Linked DNA regions of Homo sapiens: region 2 is linked to region 1. A link is an interaction called in ENCODE POLR2A ChIA-PET data of the cell type or tissue named here. Cell type or tissue: endothelial cell of umbilical vein. All regions are shown on one strand. Each heading gives the region's core, and the rest is flanking DNA. Links, peaks and the distances in the headings are about the cores only. Region 1 overlaps TMEM35A (transmembrane protein 35A). Region 2 overlaps ARL13A (ARF like GTPase 13A).

Evidence for each region. ChIA-PET counts read pairs that join two places held together with the same protein. Peaks named below come from ENCODE experiments on the same cell type or tissue, not always from the same donor. Only the 100,000 strongest peaks of a DNase experiment are listed, where the experiment ranks them.
Region 2: POLR2A ChIA-PET joins it to region 1 with 5 read pairs; 2 of 35 experiments call an interaction of 5 or more read pairs at or near these places.

The regions. Positions count from the first base shown.
Region 1 is chrX:101,084,666-101,089,665 of GRCh38, forward strand. All of the region lies in intron 1 of TMEM35A (transmembrane protein 35A), which reads left to right. Among named protein-coding and RNA genes, the nearest start is that of TMEM35A, 8.3 kb to the left of the region's middle. In endothelial cell of umbilical vein, for the core only: no CTCF peak of the experiment used is centred there; no DNase peak of the experiment used is centred there.
Region 2 is chrX:100,970,452-100,980,372 of GRCh38, forward strand. It overlaps ARL13A (ARF like GTPase 13A), which reads left to right. Exons shown (of 8, transcript NM_001162491.2): 2 at 3,225-3,297; 3 at 3,676-3,746. The coding sequence starts at 3,239. It also overlaps a transcript of TRMT2B not described here. Among named protein-coding and RNA genes, the nearest start is that of ARL13A, 5.7 kb to the left of the region's middle. In endothelial cell of umbilical vein, for the core only: no CTCF peak of the experiment used is centred there; a DNase peak (open chromatin) is centred at 3,260; H3K27ac peaks cover 1,001 bases.

The DNA.
Region 1 (5,000 bases), core at 1-5,000:
ACCAGCCTGGGCGACATGGCAAAACCCCGTTTCTACTAAAAATACAAAAATTAGCTGGGCTTAGTGGTGGGTACCTGTAATCCCAGCTACCTGGGAGGCTGAAGCAGGAGAATTGCTTGAACCCAGGAGGCAGAGGTTGCAGTGAGCCAAGATTGCACTACTGCACTACAGCCTGGACGACAGAGTTAGACTCCATCTCAAAAAACAAACAAACAAACAACACAAAACAAAAAGAAAAAAAACAAAAAAAACCCCACATGACCAGCACCCCAGAAACCTTCCTCATGGCCCCTTCCAGTTACTACCCCCATCAAGGGTAATTACTATCCTGACTTCTAACAACATAAGTCAATTGTACCTGATTTTGAATTTTATATAAATGGAATTCTACAGTATATTAGCCAATTTATCTTTTCCTTTTACCTAATTGGCATGAGTGAACTGAAGTGGACACTATTTGCCCTGTGTTCTCATTTTGTATTTTGTCCTGTTAGCTGGCTTGGGCTGGTTATTAATTGTAATCAAAGATTAATATTATTTGACAGTTTTGAGCTGTTCAAATATAATATCATTAATATGAGATCATGGATCCTGCTGTGTGGTGAAGAATAAATGACAAAAAGGAAAAAAAGGTATGACTAAAGAAAGGCTCTGGCTGGGCGCGGTCGCTCACGCCTGTAATCCCAGCACTTTGGGAAGCCAAGCTGGGCCGATCACCTGAGGCCAGGAGTTCTAGACCAGCCTGGCCAACATGGTGAAACCCCATCTCTACCAAAAATACAAAAATTAGTTGGGTGCGTCAGCGGGCGTCTGTAGTCCCAGCTGTTTGGGAGGCTGAGGCAGGAGAATTGCTTGAACCCGGGAGGTGGAGGCTGCAGTGAGCCGAGATCGTGCAGCTGCACTCTAGCCTGGGCGACAGAGTAAGAATCCATCTCAAAAAAAGAAAATAATAATAAATTAAAAAAATTAAAAGGCTCCATAGGCCAGGCGCATTGGCTCACACCTGTAATCCCAGCACTTTGGGAGGCTGAGGCGGGCGGATCACGAGGTCAAGAGATTGAGACCATCCTGGACAACATGGTGAAACCCTGTCTCTACTAAAAATACACACACACAAAAAAATTAGCTGGGCATGGTGGCACACACCTGTAATCCCAGCTACTCAGGAGGCTGAGGCTGGAGAATTGCTTGAACCCAGGAGGTAGAGGTTGCAGTGAGCCAAGATCGCGCCACTGCACTCCAGCCTGGCGACAGAGCGAGACTCTGTCTCAAAAATAAAAATAAAAATAAATAAAATTTAAAAATAACAAAAAATAAAAGGCTCCATATGCTTTTGACTCATGTCTGAATCATAATGTCCTCATACCACAAGAATGGATCTGCTTGATTCATCAATGATTTTGTTATTAAAATAATTACCGTGGCTTGCAAAAATATGGATTTCTAATTGTGTGGGTTTTTGTTTTTGTTTTTGAGACAGCATCTGGCTCTATCACTCAGGCTGGAGTGAAATGGCATGGTCTCGGCTCACCGCAACCTCTGCTTCCCAGGTTCAAGTGATTCTCCTGCCTCAGCCTCCCAAGTAGTTGGAACTACAGACGTGTGCCACCACGCTTGGCTAATTTTTGTATTTTTAGTAGAGATGGGGTTTTGCCATGTTGGCCGGGCTGGTCTCGAACTCCTGACCTCAAGTGATCCACCCATCTTGGCCTCCCACAGTGCTGGGGTTATAGGCGTGAGCCACTGCACCCGGCCTAATTGTGTGGTTCATTAATGATCAAATGTGTGTGTGTTGCCCTCAGCTGATGCTATGACACTTTGATTATTTACCTAAATCTCCAAAATGCTCATTTGATTTATTGAATCTGAGGGGAAACTGAGGTAATAAAATACTTAGTAATTTTCTCCAAGCAATTTAGTGGCAAAACTAAAATTGGAATTCAGCTTAAGAATCCCAGTCCAAGGATATTGCTAGATGATTGCCTTTGATTGCAGGGGTTTGAGACATTTAACTAAGCCCATCTTTTTCCTGTTTTTCTTCCCCCTATACGGAAACTATGGTTTCAGAGCCTGGGTTATTGCAGTGGAAAGAACACAGACCTAACAAAGTGAATTGCAAGAGCCTTTTAAGAAAGTGAATCTGTCAACTGTCTTTATTCTTACTATCCATACAATTAAAGTCTTTAGAGACCTAGTTACTATAGACTGAAGACATGTGACCCTTCTATTGTTTAACTTGAGGTGGCCTGGACCAAGCATAATGAGGGGGTTAGCAATAATAGGATTCTTTTTTTTTTTTTTTTTTTTTGAGAAGGGGTTTCGCTCTTGTTGCACAAGCTAGAGTGCCATGGTGTGGCCTCGGCTCACTGCGGCCTCTGCCTCCCGGGTTCAAGCAATTCTCCTGCCTCAGCCTCCCGAGTAGCTGGGATTACAGGCATGCGCCACTACACCCAGCTAATGTTGTATTTTTAGTAGAGATGGGGTTTCTTCATGTTTGTCAGGCTGGTCTCGAACTCCCAACCTCAGGTGATCCGCCCGCCTCAGCCTCCCAAAGTGCTGGGATGACAGGCGTGAGCCACTGCGCCCGGCCAATAGGATTCTTTTGATGTCGCTATTCTACTCCACAGGAGAAGATTGATGGCTTCCTATAATGTCAAGACCCATCCAAGCTTAGTCCCATCTCCAATAAACTAAACATTCCCTCTTTGGAGTCCTAGAAAATAAATCCTGTCTGTACCTACTCAGTTTTCAATGAAAGATTTGATTAAATGGTGTATCCACATGCAGTTTTCTCTTGAGAAACAGAGGAAAGAAAGAAGCAACAGCGGCATAAAAATATACACAGCTGCAGTTTAAGAGGTTAGCTAAACTAAAAAAGTAATACGCCGTTCTACTAAATGGAGAGAAAAAAGATTACTGAAGTTATAGGAACTTGATTTAAAACATGGAGTTTGGCCCCGGGCTACAGATTGCACTATAGTATAGATAAGAGTTTGTACCTGAATAATGGGTGGTTAAGCCCTAGTCAAAAAAGAAGTGTTTCCAGAAGCCATTCAGCCAGCATCTGGAAGTCTTGGCTCCTAACTGACTATAAGAAACTCATCCTGGGCTGGGCACATAACAAGGTCAGGAGTTTGAGACGAGCCTGGCCAACATAGTGAAATGTGGTGAAGTGTCTCTACTAAAAATACAAAAAATTAGCTGGGCATGGTGGCAAGCGCCTGTAGTCCCAGCTACTCAGGAGGCTGAGGCGGGAGAATCACTTGAACCTGGGAGGCGGAGGTTGTGGTGAGCCGAGATCGTGCCACTGCACTCCAGCCTGGGCGACAGAGTGAGACTCCATCTCAAAATAAATAAATAAAATAAAAATAAAAATACAAAAATTAGCCGGGCATGGTGGTGCGCGCCTGTAGTCACAGCTACTTGGGAGGCTGAGGTAGAAGAATCACTTGAATCCAGGAGACAGAGGTTGCAGTGAACTGAGATCATGCCACTGCACTCCAGCCTGGGTGACAGAGCCAGATTCCATCTCAAAAAAAACAAAAAACAAAAAACAAAACAACTCATCCTGTCTTTTGTGTTTATCACATCAGAAGTTTACACTTAGGATTTAGGAATTGCCTCTTGAGAACTTTTGTGTTGCTAATTAGAAATGGCCCTTACTGGGCAACCGTGGTGGCTCACGCCTGTAATCCCAACACTTTGGGAGGCTGAGGCAGGAGGATCACTTGAGCCCAGGAGTTTGAGACAGGCCTAGGCAACATAGTGAGACCCAGTCTCTACAAAAAAACTTAAAAGAGATTAGCCAGGCATGGTGGCACAAGCCTGTAGGCCCAGCTAACTCGGGAGGCTGAGGCGGGAGGATCACTTGAGCCTGGGAGGTCGAGGCTGCAGTGAGCCCTGATGGTGCTGCTGTACTCCCGCCTGGGTGACAGCGAGACCCTCAGAAGTGTTAAGAGGCCAGGCGTGGTGGCTGACGCCTGTAATCCTAACACTTTGGGAGACCGAGGCAGGTGGATCACCTGAAGTCAGGAGTTCGAGAAGAGCCTGGCCAACATGGTGAAAACCAGTCTCTACTAAAAATACAAAAATTAGCTGGATGTGGGGTACATGCCTGTAAACACAGCTACTCGGGAGGCTGAGGCAGGAGAATCGCTTGAGCTAGGGAAGCATAATTTGCAGTGAGCCGAGCCACTGCACTCCAGTGTGGGTGACAGAGTGGGATTCTGCCTCAAAAAAAAAAAGTGTTATGGAAGCCTCTGGGGTCTACATTTTTTCCCCGTAATGTCCCCCTGCTACCATCACCAGGATGCAAAGGGAGAAGGATAAGGCAAGTGGCATGTATTTAGGTTAATGAGAGGAAAGGGGTGGGCTTCTCACCACCACCAGGTACCCTAAACCTCAGCTCAGCTCTGCCCCACATGGGTCTGGCCCCTTTCAGCCCAAGGTTTTACTCTGCCTACTGGTCAACCTCTCTCCTAATTTCTCTATGAAAAATCCTTGATTTAATCTAAGATGGGAAGAGAGAGGAAGAATGACTAACACTTTGTATTTCCATATAGGCTCAGGAATAGGGTAGGAACTAGGGTGAGGTGGAATTTTAAATAAGGACAGTCTCTGACAAGGCAGGTTTAGGGAGAAGTGAGTGAAGCAGGGTCGTGCAAGTGTAGCGTCGGAGCCTACCTTTATTTAAAAGTTTCATATCTTGTTCATCATGGATATTATTTACCTAATCAGTGAGTGTTTTTGGTGCCCTCTTAAATTTTCCACCCAAGGTAAGTAGCCTTGCTGACTTTACCTTACTCCAGGCTTGTTCAGGACCTTTCAAATAATTTGCTCAGAGACACCCAACTAGAAAGCGGCAGGATCACTTTGGAAAGTTAAGGCAGGCCACATAGCCAGGGGCTGTCTCTAAAAAAAAAAAAAAAAAAATTAGCCGGGCATGATGGTGCATACCCTGTAGTCCCAGCAACTTAGGAGGCTGAGGCAAGGTGGGAGAA
Region 2 (9,921 bases), core at 254-5,253, 110 kb before region 1:
TCAGATAGCTAAGCAAAGCCCATCGAAGCATTAACTGAAGTACTTTGCTAACCCAACCAGGGCTTCCTCCAATTTTGGGCTTCAACATACAGTCGTCCCTCAGTAAACTCGGGGGAAATGGGTTCCTGAACCCCCTCATATACCAAAATCTGTGCATTCTCAAATCCTGCAGTTGGCACTGCGAAACCCATGTATATGAAAAGTTAGCCCTGCATATACGTGGGTTTCACATTCACAAATATCCTCATTTGGTTGAAAAAAAAAAAGCCTGGTATAAGTAGACTCATGCAGTTCAAACCCATGTTGTTCAAGGGTCAACCATAATTAGTCATTAGGAAAATGTAAATTGAAACCACAATGAAATACCTACCTCACACCCACTAGGATAGCTGTAAACAAAAAACAAGCATTACTGGTGGGAATGTAAGATGTTGTAGCCACTTTGCAAAACAGTCTGGCAGTTCTTCAAGAGGTTAAATATAGATTTATTATATAACCCAGCAGTAATACTCCTAGGTATATACCCAAGAGAAAAGAAAACATATCCACACAAAAACTTATATACAAATGTTTATAGCAGCATTATTCATAACAGCCAAAAAGTAGAAACAATCCACTTTCCAAGGATGAACCTTGAAGTGATTGCCTAAATTATCCTTTTTACTTAGGCATTCACTTCCAAATCCAGCTGCGCATTGACATCACCTGGGAAGCTTATGCAGCTCCCTGGCAATCTTTGAGGATGGGATACCTGGATTAATGTTTGAATCCAGACTAGACGATCTCTAAGGTCCCTGATAGCCCCAAAACTTGTATAAAATCTCTAATAGTGGGTCACCAATGCCCACATCTTTGAAGAAGAGACATTATTGGTACTTGGAACAGGTCTCCCGATAGGTCCGTCTAGAAGCCTAAGTTGGTTCTTCTCTTAGGCATCATCCCAACCTCCGCAAGGTTGAATAAACATATTCTTAACAAGGATGAACTATGGCTGAAGGGATAGGTCACATCTGATTATGTCTGTGTAGTCTGCTATACTAAGAAATCACCCCATTTTGAAGAAAGTTACTCATTAGCACAGAACTTGTCGCTGCAGTTGAGAATAACCAGTTCCTCCTTCTATGACATTTTTTTTTTTTTAAATGAAATTTTTCAAAATAACTTTAATAACCACTTTTACACTGAGCAGAATATGTCTCTCATTCTCTCAAAAATGGTCAGGAGATAATTTTTTCATTTATGAGTTTCTATTGCAGCTTTCATTTTCTTTTTTTTTTTTTTTTTAATTTATTTTTTTATTGATAATTCTTGGGTGTTTCTCACAGAGGGGGATTTGGCAGGGTCATGGGACAATAGTGGAGGGAAGGTCAGCAGATAAACAAGTGAACAAAGGTCTCTGGTTTTCCTAGGCAGAGGACCCTGCGGCCTTCCGCAGTGTTTGTGTCCCTGATTACTTGAGATTAGGGATTGGTGATGACTCTTAACGAGCATGCTGCCTTCAAGCATCTGTTTAACAAAGCACATCTTGCACCGCCCTTAATCCATTTAACCCTGAGTGGACACAGCACATGTTTCAGAGAGCACAGGGTTGGGGGTAAGGTCACAGATCAACAGGATCCCAAGGCAGAGGAATTTTTCTTAGTGCAGAACAAAATGAAAAGTCTCCCATGTCTACTTCTTTCTACACAGACACGGCAACCATCCGATTTCTCAATCTTTTCCCCACCTTTCCCGCCTTTCTATTCCACAAAGCCGCCATTGTCATCCTGGCCCGTTCTCAATGAGCTGTTGGGCTCACCTCCCAGACGGGGTGGTGGCCGGGCAGAGGGGCTCCTCACTTCCCAGTAGGGGGGGCCGGGCAGAGGCGCCCCTCACCTCCCGGACGGGGCGGCTGGCCGGGCGGGGGGCTGACCCCCCAACCTCCCTCCCGGACGGGGCGGCTGGCCGGGCAGAGGGGCTCCTCACTTCCCAGTAGGGGCGGCTGGGCAGAGGCGCCCCTCACCTCCCAGACGGGGCGGCTGGCCGGGCAGGGGGGCTGACCCCCCCCACCTCCCTCCCGGACGGGGCGGCTGGCCGGGCGGGGGACTGACACCCCCACCTCCCTCCCGGACGGGGCGGCTGGCCGGGCAGAGGGGCTCCTCACTTCCCAGTAGGGGTGGCCGGGCAGAGGCGCCCCTCACCTCCCGGACGGGGCGGCTGGCCGGGCGGGGGGGCTGACCCCCACCCACCTCCCTCCCGGACGGGGCGGCTGGCCGGGCGGGGGGCTGACCCCCCCACCTCCCTCCCGGACGGGGCGGCTGGCCGGGCAGAGGGGCTCCTCACTTCCCAGTAGGGGCGGCCGGGCAGAGGCGCCCCTCACCTCCTGGACGGGGCGGCTGGCCGGGACGGGGTGGCTGCCGGGCGGAGACGCTCCTCACTTCCCAGATGGGGTGGCTGCCGGGCGGAGAGGCTCCTCACTTCTCAGACGGGGCAGCTGCCGGGCGGAGGGGCTCCTCACTTCTCAGACGGAGTGGTTGCCAGGCAGAGGGTCTCCTCACTTCTCAGACGGGGCGGCCGGGCAGAGATGCTCCTCACCTCCCAGACGGGGTCTCGGCCGGGCAGAGGCACTCCTCACATCCCAGATGGGGCGGCGGGGCAGAGGCGCTCCCCACATCTCAGACGATGGGCGGCCAGGCAGAGACGCTCCTCACTTCCTAGATGTGATGGCGGCTGGGAAGAGGCGCTCCTCACTTCCTAGATGGGATGGCGGCCGGGTGGAGACGCTCCTCACTTTCCAGACTGGGCAGCCAGGCAGAGGGGCTCCTCACATCCCAGACGATGGGCGGCCAGGCAGAGACACTCCTCACTTCCCAGACGGGGTGGCGGCCGGGCAGAGGCTGCAATCTCGGTACTTTGGGAGGCCAAGGCAGGCGGCTGCTCCTTGCCCTCGGGCCCCGCGGGGCCCGTCCGCTCCTCCAGCCGCTGCCTCCCGGGCGGCGCTCGCCGGCGCGGCGGCAAAGACTGAGACAGCTCCGCTGCCCGCTGAACTCCATCCTCCCGGCGGTCGGGCGGCGGCGGCTGCCTTCTATGACATTTATAGACACAGTTGGATAGAATGAAGTAATAGACTTCTAACAATCCCAGGCTTTCTGTTTATCAGCACCTGTTTAGTCATAAGCTGACTAAAGGCTCAGTGTTTATAACAGGACTTACTTCTTATTTTCTTTCTTCTCTTAATATTTAAGAACTAAGATGAATCATGTTCCGGCTTTTGTCCTCCTGCTGCTCTTGCCTAAGGACAACAGAAGAGACACGAAGGTAATATTACAATTATTTCCCTAGGCCTATTCCACTATTTCCTCCCACAAATCTGCCCATAGTCCCTCAAGGGACAAATCTTCATAATATATATTGTTAGGTGAAGTGATTAAGCAGTGTTTGTAAGATTGGGGGCAGGGTTGAGGAGGGATGGCCAATTGTACAAGGTTAAGTGAATCAGGGAAGAAAAGCATCCTTGGGGGCTTTGGTGAGGGGCTCCCATACCACCTTCTACTGCTTTGGCTGGGCCTTTTATGGTACATGCATTGAGATTACTGCAGGCAGAGTCCCAAACAATAAGGAAGAGTATAACTCTCTGTTTAGCCTAAAACCTACCTGTTTTAAGACTTTGGGCTCATTTTTCTTTTTCATTTCTAGGAATGTGACCATCCCTATCATTGGCTTGAACAACTCTGGCAAAACTGTTCTTGTGGAGGCATTCCAAAAATGTAAGGAACTAAGAGCATTAGATACTGGCGTGGGTCTCCCATGGACCCCAGAATCCAGTGAAATAATCCTTCCTTCCTAGCATTACTTCATGGCCCTCAATTTCCCTCTTTTTGTGCATAAACACCTCCTAACACACACGCACACACACACATACTCTATCTCTCTCTGTCTCTCTCTCTCTCTCTCCCCCTTCCCTCCCTCCCTTCCCCACATTACATAAACAGCCTGTTTATGTAATGTCTGTCACCTGCTCCCTTTACAAGATATCCTAATTGAAAGTCCTTTCATAGGGTCAGTAGGCGTGAGTTCAAACTACGTAAAGCATTGCAGTCAATTATGAAGGATAGCATGTTTGAAATGATGTCTAGTTTCAGGGCTCAATTAAAGTGGAATTTGGTCTAGATAAGAGAGACAAGTGTGGGATGATAAAGAAGTTTAATAACATGAAATTCTGTGACAGCTAATATAGAGAGTTGGAGCTTGAGAAATGTCGTCAGTTCCGATATGTCCAAGTTTAATACCAGGTCTCTAGTTCAGTATCTTGACATTTCAAGAAGCAGTTACACAGAATTTCAGAAAGCTACTACACTACTTATTAAGGACCAATCAAAGAAGCCAGCACTGTCTGTCACAGGATGCCCTCCATCCATGTTTATTGGATAAATGAAGTAGTATGATGACGTGGTTGAGTTTTAGCTAACCTGGCATCCCTGAACAAAAAAAGCTAACCTGACTCCTCTGCCACTGACCTACCTGAAGTGCTCATCAATTTCCCTGAACTACAGCAACAGCCTTCTAGCTGATCTTGTCATCTCCATTTGTCCCCCCCAGTATTCAATCCACATAGCTACCAGAAAGGACTTAATATAAAAGTCTGATCATGGCACTTCCCTGCTCAAAACTGTTCAATGCCATTATCTTCAAGATAAAACTTAAGTTTCTTAGCAGCACACAAAGCCCTCTATGAGTTGGTCCCTGAGTCCTCCTCCAACTTCATTTCCCATGCTCTCTGCACATGCCCTCTGATACAGCCACAACAAATGACTTGCCATCCCCCTTTTCTAGTTCTGTACATGCTGTCCCACTACCTAGCATTTTATCTCCATCATTATCTACCTGCTAAATCAAAAGCCTCAAGTCACAGCCCAGCTTGACCTCAGGAAAGCCTTCCCTATCAGTGCCCTCCTTCCTCAGCTCCCACTCTATTCCACGCATCGCTCTGGCATGCACTTATTACAACATCATCAGGCAATTGCAAGTCCATCCCCTAAATTGTGAGCCTCTTGAGGAGAAATAATGGATTTTTTCCTCTCTGTATCTTTAGCCTGTGGCCTTTTAGCATTTTCAGGTAGGTATTCAATAAATATTCATGGAATGGATGTTCTCCCCCATTCCGCCATTCACCTGAGACAACATGTTGCCATTTTCTTTGCTTTTTTTTTTTTTTTCTCTGAGACAGAGTCTTGTTCTGTTGCCCAGGCTGGAGTGCAGTGGTGCGATCTCAGCTCACTGCAACCTCCACCTCCCAGGTTCAAGCGATTCACATGCCTCAGCCTCCCGAGTAGCTGGGATTACATGTGTGCACCACCACGCCTGGCTGATTTTTTTGGATTTTAGTAGAGATGGGGTTTCACCATGTTGGCCAGGCTGGTCTGGAACTCCTGGGCTCAAGCAATCCTCCTGCCTCAGCCTCCCAAAGTGCTGGAATTACAGGTGTGAGCCACTGCGCCCGGCGACATGTTGCCATTTTCTATAACAACTTCCTCTGTCCCATTAGCAGCTCCAAGCCTCACATTTTAGCCAATGGGTTCAGCCTTTTATCCCCCCTTGTAGGAAACAAACTTAACTCCTTGCTTCTCCCAGTTCTCTGATAGGCAGAAATGTTTAAGAAGGTAAATAGCAGCAGGAAAAATCCAGGAGCCAGCAAAAATCACAAGATTATTGAAAAACGTGGGGATAATTTTCTAGAGCCCCAACTCAACCTCATCCCTGGATTCCCTTTAGTCTCGGTGGGCCCTAGGAATCTATATTTTAAGAACTCCTCAGGGGTTTCTGATGGCCAGCCAGCTTTTGGAAGCACTCACCTGGAATTACCAGTATGCTATTTTGCCTGTGAGAATGGTGTGTTTCCCATTTTAATTCCTAGAGGACACTGCCTAGAGTCTATTTATTTTGTTACTGCATAACTTGCCCTGTGCTCAGTGAATACCTGGGGGATTATTCATAAATCTATTGGTTGTGACTACATTCACAGATAATTTTTTTAATGGGCACTGATATCACATTCTGAAGAATGTCTCAGGCCACCTCTGTCTACGCAGGACCATCAGAATCAACCTAGTAGGTTGCTCTGTGCCCAAAATTGAATAATTCACCTCCCTTGTCCCTGCAAATGTTTTTGTTGTTGTTGTTAGTTAGTTTTTTGTTTTTTGAGACGGAGTTTCACTCTTGTTGCCCAAGCTGGAGTGCAATGGCACAATCTTGGCTCACTGCAACCTCAGCCTCCTGGATTCAACCGATTCTCCTGCCTCAGCCTCCAAGTAGCTGACATTACAGGCATGTGCTAACTTTTTGTATTTAGTAGAGACAGGGTCTCACCACGTTGGTCAGGCTGGTCTCAAACTCCTGACTTCAGGTGATCCACCCGCCTTGGCCTCCCAAAGTGGTGGGATTACAGGCTTAAGCCACTGCACCCAGCTGCTGCGAATGTTTTTTGCCAAGAACAGATAATTGCCTAGGAAGGAAATGCCCGTCTGTAAGTAAGAACTGTGAACACTTGAAGACACTAGCTATAAAACATTTTGGCACACAAGCCATTTTTTAGTGGTTTTTAGAATTTGTTAAATTTTTATGGGTACATTGTAGGTGTATATATTTATGAGATACGTGAGATACGTTGATACAGGTATACAATGTGTAATGATCAAATCAGGGTAAATGGGGTATCCATCACCTCAAGCATTCACCATTTATTTGTGTTACAAACATTCCAGTTGTACTCCCTCACTTACTCTAAATGTACAACAAATTATTGCTGACTATAGTCACTCTGTTGTGCTATCGAATACTAGATCTTATTCATTCGAACTATATTTTTGTACCCATTAACCATCCCATTCCCTCCCCTCACTATCCTTTCCACCCTGTAGTAATTATCCTTCTACTCTCTTCTTTTTTTTTTTTTTTTTTTTTTTTTTTTTGAGACGGAGTCTCGTTCTGTTGCTCAGGCTGGAGTGCAGTGGCACGATCTCGGCTCACTGCAACCTCCACCTCCTGGGTTCAAGCAATTCTCCTACCTCAGCCTCCCAAGTAGCTGGGATTACAGGCGTGTGCCACCACACCTGGCTTATTTTTGTATTTTTATTAGAGACGAGGTCTCACCATGTTGGCCAGGCTGGTCTCGAACTCCTGACATCAGGTGATCTGCCTGCCTCGGCCTCCCAAAGTGCTGGGATTATAGGCATGTACCACCACACCCGGCTGTGTCCTTCTACTCTTTATCTCCATGAGTTCAATTATTTTACTCTAGGGCTTCCACAAATGAGTGAGAACATACGAAATTTATCTTTCTGTGCCTGGCTTATTTCAGTTAACATAATGTACTTGTTCTGCCCGTGTTGCTGCAAATGACAAGATCTTATTCTTTTTTTATGGCTAAATAGTACTCCATTGTGTATATGTACCACATTTTCTTCATCCATTCATCTGTTGATGGACTCTTAGGTTGCTTCCAAATCTGGGCTATTGTGAACAGTGCTGCAATAAACATGGGACACCAGATATCTCTTCAACATACTGATTTCCCTTCTTTTGGATACATACACAGCAGGTGGATTGCTGCATCACATGGTAGTTCTATGTTTAGTTTTTTGAGGAACTTTCATAGTGGAACATAATTTATATTCTCAACAACAGTGTATGAGGGTACCCCTTTCTCCACAGCCTTGCCAGAATGATCAATATGCTGAGGAGAATAATGTATATCCTACATTCATTGGATGAAATGTTCTGTAAATATCTATTAGGTCCATTTGCTCTATAGTGCAGATTAGGTACAATGTTTCATTGTTGATCTGGATAATCTGTCCAAACTGAAAGTGGGGTGCTGAAATCTCCAATTATTGCTGTATTGGGGTCTATCTCTCTCTCTTTAGCTCTAATAATATTTGCTTTGTATATCTGGGTGCTCCAGTGTTGGGTGCATATATAATTGTTATATACACTTGCTGAATTGATCCCCTTATCATTATATAATGACATTCTTCGTCTCTTTTTATAGTTTTTGTCTTGAAATCTGTTTTGTCTGAAGTATAGCTACTCCCGCTCTTTTGGGTTTCCATTTGTATAGAATATAATTTTCTATCCCTTTCAGTCTATATGTGTCTTTATAGATGAAGTGTGTTTCTTGTAGGAAACAGATCATGTGTTTTTTTTTTTAAATCCACTCAGCCACCCTATGTCTTTTGATTGGAGAGTTTAGTCCATTTATATTCAATGTTATTATTAATAAGGACTTACTACTGTCACCTTGTTATTTGCTTTCTGGTTGTTTTTTGGTCTTTTCCTTCCTTCCTTCCTGTCTTCCTTTTTGTGAAAGTGATTTTCTCTGGTAGTATGTTTTGATTTATTGCTTTATATTTTTTGTCTATCTGTTGTAGGTTTTTTGATTTGAAGTTACCATGGGGCTTGCAAATAACATCTTATAACCCATTTTTTTTTAATATTCACCCACTGCCCCCTGGAAACCCCATTACTTTAAACTGATGACAACTGTGATTGCAAAAACAAGCAAAGAGAAAACTAATATTAATTGTACACTTTAACTTCATCCCCTCTGCTTTTTAACTTTTTGTTGTTTCTATTTATATCTTATTATACTGTCTTGAAAAGTTGCTGTGGTTGTTACTTTTGATAGGTTCATCTTTTAGTCTTTGTACTCAAGCTATGAGTAGTTTACATACCACAATTACAGTATTATAACAATATTCTGTATTTGTCTGTATGAGTTGCTGTTACCAGGGGGTTTTATACCTTCAGGTGATTTCTTATTGCTCATTAACATCCTTTTCTTTCAGATTGAAGTACTCCCTTTGGCATTTCTTGTAGGAGAGGTCTGGTGTTGACAAAAATCCCTCAGCTTTTGTTTGTCTGGGAAATACTTTATTTCTCTTTCATGTTTGAAGGATAATTTTGCTGGATACAATATTCTAGGATAAAAGTTTTTTTCCTTGATATACTTTAAGTATATCATGCCACTCTCTTATTTCAATCTTTGTTAAACTTATCTGATAAATTCTGAATTCCTTCTTTGTGTTATCTTGGACTTCACTGACCTTCCTCAAAACAACTATTTTGAATTCTCTGTCTGAAAGGTCACTTATCTCTGTCACTCTGTAATATGTTACTGGTGCATTATTTAGCTCTTTTAGTGAGGTCATTTTTCCTGGATGGTCTTGATGTTTATTGATGCTCATCAGTGTCTGGGCATTGAAGAGTTAGGTATTTATGCAGGCTGGGGTTGTTTTTACCCATCCTTCTTGAGAAGGACTCAAAGGGAATTGAGTGTTGTCATCAAATATTTGGTCACTGCAGCTGTATATGCATTAGGGGACACCCTAAGCCTAGTAATGCTGTGACTCTTGTAAAGCTGTAGAGGTACCATTTTGGTGGTCTTGGGTAAGATCTGAGAGAATTCCCTGGTTTACCAGGCAAAGTCTCTTGTTCTTTTCCCTTACTTTCTCCCAAACAAATGGAGTCTCTCTCTCTGTGCTGAGCTGCCTGGAGTTGGGGAAGGGGTGATACAAGCACTCTTGTGGCCACGACCACTGAGACTGTGCTGAGTCACACATGAAGCCAACACAGTACTGAGTCTCACCTAAGGCCTGTGGCAACTATTTCCTGGCTATCCCTGATATTTATTCAAGGCCCAAGGGCACTTTAGTCAGTAGGTGATGAATCCTGCCAGGACAGGGTATTTCCCTTCAGTGCAGCAGGTTCCTTTCTGGTCCAGGGTGGGTCTAGAAATGCCACCAGGAGCTAGGGCCTGGGGTCAGGGGCTTTAGAAATCTGCTTGGTGCTTTATTTTACTGGGGCTGAGCAAGTACCCAGGTTGCAAGACAAAGTCCTCTTTATATTTCTCTCCCCTTTCCTCAAGCAGAATTGGCCACCACAGCC